Regions from separate parts of the Mus musculus genome. Here region 2 is linked to region 1. The links are chromatin loops, found by intact Hi-C in ENCODE. Cell type or tissue: gastrocnemius. All regions are shown on one strand.

Region 1 (2,500 bases):
TACCCACTGAATTATCTAGCCAGCCCCCTTCCTCTATCCAGGAAGAAAATGTTGTCTATTTTTAATCCTTTAAAATTGAAACATGGATAATAGCACCTTTGGGACAAATGAGAAAATTTGACCTTTTTTTTTTCCTCTTGAAGTGCAGACCAAATAGAAGACTATTTCACAAGGTACCATTGGTGACATGGTGGGGGCAAGAACTCAACCCAGCATGGTCGAAAGTCCACATCACTCCCAAAATAGAACCGTGAAAAGCAACTGCTGGTGTGGGGAGGGGCACTGGATAGCCGTGTTGTATGGTTGCCATGGACGAGAACAGCAAACACAAATAATTCTCAGGGAAGCAACTGCCCCAGAAAAAGGAGATGACAAGCGAAGTCGCTAATGTTACCAGCTGTCGTCATCTGTTTGTATAAGAGCACTGCCAAAGTCACCTCCAAGGGCTTGGGGTTAGGTCTCAGGGGAGCCTTCTAACTTGAGCAGAAGCTGAGAAGGTGCTGGATGAGGGCTGCTGGCCTTGAGGCAGGTTTAACAATCCACTGAGGTCACTGCAAAGCTCAGGAGAGTGTCCAGGGTGATCTTGGGTAACCAGTGTCCAAATATGGGCTCCTCATCCGACAAAGCAGAATGTGAGCAGTGGTGATAAGCCCACGGCAGTATCCACACCACCTTGGCAGTATCCACAGCGCCATGGGAGTATCCACACCGCCACAGGAGTATTCACACCCCCACAGGAGTATCCACATCCCCACGGGAGTATCCACCCACCCCCAGGAGTATCCACACCCCCATGAGAGTATCCACATCCACACAGCTGAGCAGGACCATGCTTGCAGCTTTTCTCAGAGGAAGCAAACGAGGAGGAATGTGCCTGCCTTTGCTCAAATCCACCCACATGGCCCACATAGAAGTCCGAGCTCACCTTCCAAGGGCTGCTTGTTGTTGGAGTTGTCCTGGAATGATACAGTTGGTCCTTCATATCTCTGGGTTCTGCATCCTCTGATCCAACCATTTGGAATTGTGAGCCAAATAAACCTTTTCTTTCTCTTCTCTTCTCTTCTCTTCTCTTCTCTTCTCTTCTCTTCTCTTCTCTTCTCTTCTCTTCTCTTCTCTTCTCTTCTTCTCTCCCCTCCCCTCCCCTCCCCTCCTCTTCTCTTCTCTTCTCTGGGTTGCTTCTTGTTAGTATATTTTACCACAGCAGCACAAATGAAATTAATACACTGGACAAAGCTAGTGGTGTTATGAAGAAAAAAACGTTCCCCTCCCCTCCAGGAGAGAGGGGAAGCAACCAATTTCATTTACTTGTGATGGTAAAATGATTCAAGGGAGAGAAGAAGAAGAAATATCTAGGACCTTTTCAGGTAGCCAACATTTAGTGACATTTTCAGTGCTCTCCACTTCCATGGGAGAGAGAACCACAGTTAGACAGTCATAAGACAAAGGGGAGGATATAAATGAGATGTAAATATGGAACCTTGTTTGAAAGTCTCTCTGATGATGTCAGTACTTGGTGATGGGTAGTCATCTTAGTGTGCTTCCTGTTAGTGTGATAAAACACCATGACCAAAAGCCATTTGGTGAAGAACGGGTTTATTTCAGCTTAAAACTTGGACTCCATCACTGAGGAAAGTCATGGGAAGAACTCAGAGCAGGAACCTGCAGGCAGGAACTGAAGCAGGGGCTGTGCAGGAGTGCTGCTTACTGGCTTACCCCTCATGGCTTGCTAGATCTAGCTTGCATTCTTGTACAGCCTAGGCCCACCTGCCCAGGTGGTGGCAGTGGCCTGAGCCCTCCCGCATCAACCACCAGTAAAGAAGATGCCCCAAAGAAAGACTGGTAGAACTAATTCCTCACTTTAGGTCATCCTCAGACGACCCTAGCCTGAGTTAAGTTGTATTTGACACCCAGATTGGGATCAGGTAAGTATTGGCAAGTAACACCTACAATATCAGTGTCTGCAAGAAGAAATGTTTTATCAACACAGTTAAAACTAAATATTTCTCACTGGGTCAAAATAGACAGCTTGTATTCTAACACATAAGATTGGAGAGGGGACTTTTTACTCCCGAGAGAACTCGAAGTCCCTGAAAGATAATGCACGGAGGCAGCCATTGTTACTTTCCTGTTGGCCTCCATGATGGCTGACAATTATGTAACTGTCCACAGCCTTGTTTAGAGGTTGAGTGTGCATGCTCACTGGGCTGAGGATGGCCACGCCATGGTGGCTGCCATGCTGTTACAGAAATCTCTGAGTTCTTATCTTCTTGAAGGAAAGAATACAATTGGAAAATACAGACAGTTTAAGCAGATATTTGTTCGTTTAGCAAAGCTGAGTAAAGCAAACACGCCAAAGAGAGTGAGACGTCATGTCTCCCAGCAGACAGCCACTCACTCAGCTCTGCATTGTGAATTTAGAGACATTTCTACAACTATTTGAGAGTTTCAAAGGATTTATGGGGTAAGGTAACCCCTCCACAATCAAGATGGACTGATCTCC
Region 2 (2,500 bases), 51 kb after region 1:
GATCCAAACTGTGATTTGTGCTTTGCCTGGGACAGAAGCTGTGGAGTGATTGCAAGCAAATGCTTTCCTCTAAGTCACCTTTCTGTGACTTTTAGGAGTCGCTAGAGGTATCCATGATTGCAACTCAGAAGGAAGGCATCCTTTGTTGTTGTTGTTTTATTAGGACCCCAAATTTAGATTAACAAGCTTCTGACCCAGGTGTCCAGTGAGCTAGTGGCGGTATCTCTGTAAGTTGTAGTATCCACTCCTTCACTCAATGAAAGCCATACTTGACTGGCGCCACCTGTAATACTTTCACCAGGAAAAGACATTTTACTAATTCTTAAAGACTTGTCGCAGTATGTGTGTGTTGGGGTGGGGAGCCGCGCGCGTGGGGTTGGGGGTGGGGAATCAAGCTTTTTAAAACGTTTGCCTGTGACCCTGGCGGTGTAAGGCAGGTGTTCGGAGAAACGGCCTAATTAAACACTGCTGTGCCGCTCTGCTGCGTTTCGGACTACCCTGCTCTGGTAGGGACTTCGTGCTTTTTGTCACAGGCAGCGGCTTGATGCTGTCTACTGGAACCTGCAACGATCCAGGACCTTACAGGCCCGGAGCACAGAGGCCCAGAGCAGTCCTGGTGTGTCCCTCCCAGCCAAGAGACACACTGCAGGGCTGTCGCGGGCGAGGCACAGACCAACGCGACTAGAAATCAGGCTGACTGGCTTCTCCCGGCCAGCCCCACGGCACGGCATGATGTCATGGGAGCTGCCACTCAGCGAGATGAAAGGGATGCGGCGCAGCAGCGCTGGCACTAGGCAGCCCAGCTGGGGCACCGCGAGAGAGAGCTGCAGATCCAGCCGCTCAGCCCAGGCTGGGGAAGCCTGCTCTCCAGAGCTGGGGCAGAACAACGTGGCCCACGTTTAACAAAAGAACCAGACGGTAGCGAACTTTCTAGATCTGCGCGCGTAGCGAGTAAACTCAGCCTTGCCTTTGATGCGCAGCAACTGATCGGCGATCAGATTACAGGCACTCCATCTCCTAGTTCGCCTGCCTTTGATCTGCGCGGGTAATCCATTTTCCTGGATTTGAAGTTTGTCTGGGCTTGCGCCCACACACATTTTTGGGAAGGTAAAAGCGTTTGGCGCGGAAGTGCTACCAAGCTGCGGAAAGCGTGAGTCTGGAGCACAGCACTGGCGAGTAGCAGGTAGGCGTTCGTGTGTGGTTGGAACTTTCACTGCGTTTTCCTCGCATGTTCAAAGGGGGAAAAATGGCTATCAGCTCCCAGCAAGCATGCCTGAAGCCAAGTCCAGCACCAGGCTGCGTGCACGTGAAACTGAATTTGATTCTTGATGCAATTGTTTCGCGGTTTGCACAAGAGTTTGATATCTGTCATGCAAATCTTACTTGGAAGTGAGTAGTTCCAACAGGACAAAAACAGAGCCTCGCTAATGTTTGTTGCCAGCAGGGTTTCAGACGCTGGAAGCTGGGCTGGAAAACCTCCTCTTACTTTATTTAGAAACGGTGGGATTCTGTTAACACCCCCTCACTCCCACCCCACCTTCCTTTCTCTTCCCCTATCTCCCCCCACCCTACGGAGCAAAACTCCTCTCTAGCAATCCTAGCAATATTACTACTTTATTCTCCGGCCTCCGGGAGATGTGAATCTATCGCACATGTGTCCTTGCCATTCGCATTCCCAAGGGAATCTCTGCAAAGGCATTTAGGACTGAAGCCTTTCAAGTGTAAAGCGGAGGAACTCGGAAACAGGGAGCGCCAAGCTGCGTTAGGTTTGGCTAAAAATACCCAAGCCAGGCTCTGTAACCTCTGAAAATAGGAGAAGCTTTGTTTACAGAAACACTCCCGAGGTTAATATTCTTAAATTAACATTTACTCTAAATATATAGTGACAGCTGTTGTGAGTTACAATTTGCCAACTGTTTACCAAAACTATCTGGCAATCAACAGTTATTATGTTACATGAAGTATTTTAGCCACATTTTCACTTCAATTAGTGCCCTACAAAACCAAATTATACTGGGCACCCAGCTTGCCAGTTAACTGCTACTTGTGAATTCATAACTTCTACACACACACACACACACACACACACACACACACACACACGCACGCACGCACACATACACATACACACATGCATACACACAGACACAAACACACACAGAAACACACAAATACAGAGACACACACAAATACAGAGACACACAGAGACACACAAGCACACATACACACAGACACACAAAAACACAGATATACAAATACAGAGATATACACCGACACACACATGAAGACATACACTTAGATGCACACAAACACACACACATAGACAAACATACAGACACAAACACACACAGACAGACACACACACAAACACACACACAAACACACTCAAAGACATGCATACACACAGACACAGATACACACACACACACACACACACACACATCTTTACACTGAACTTCAGACACTCAGGACAATAGGACTTAGAGCTCTGTACCTACAT

What was found. Hi-C counts contacts between places; a loop is a spot of excess contacts. Peaks named below come from ENCODE experiments on the same cell type or tissue, not always from the same donor. Only the 100,000 strongest peaks of a DNase experiment are listed, where the experiment ranks them.
Region 2: a loop joins it to region 1, with 2.9 times the contacts of the local background. A loop is called at or near these places in 5 of 42 quality-filtered maps.

What each region holds. Positions count from the first base shown.
Region 1 is chr14:61,096,275-61,098,774 of GRCm38, reverse strand. No RefSeq gene overlaps it. Among named protein-coding and RNA genes, the nearest start is that of Gm41168, 41 kb to the right of the region's middle. In gastrocnemius, no CTCF peak of the experiment used is centred here; no DNase peak of the experiment used is centred here; H3K27ac peaks cover 982 bases.
Region 2 is chr14:61,044,798-61,047,297 of GRCm38, reverse strand. Tnfrsf19 (tumor necrosis factor receptor superfamily, member 19) reads left to right here and starts at 443. Exons shown (of 10, transcript NM_013869.5): 1 at 443-1,183. The region is part of intron 2 of Gm41167 (a long non-coding RNA gene); the gene reads right to left. In gastrocnemius, no CTCF peak of the experiment used is centred here; DNase peaks (open chromatin) are centred at 745 and 1,200; H3K4me3 peaks cover 2,150 bases; H3K27ac peaks cover 2,189 bases.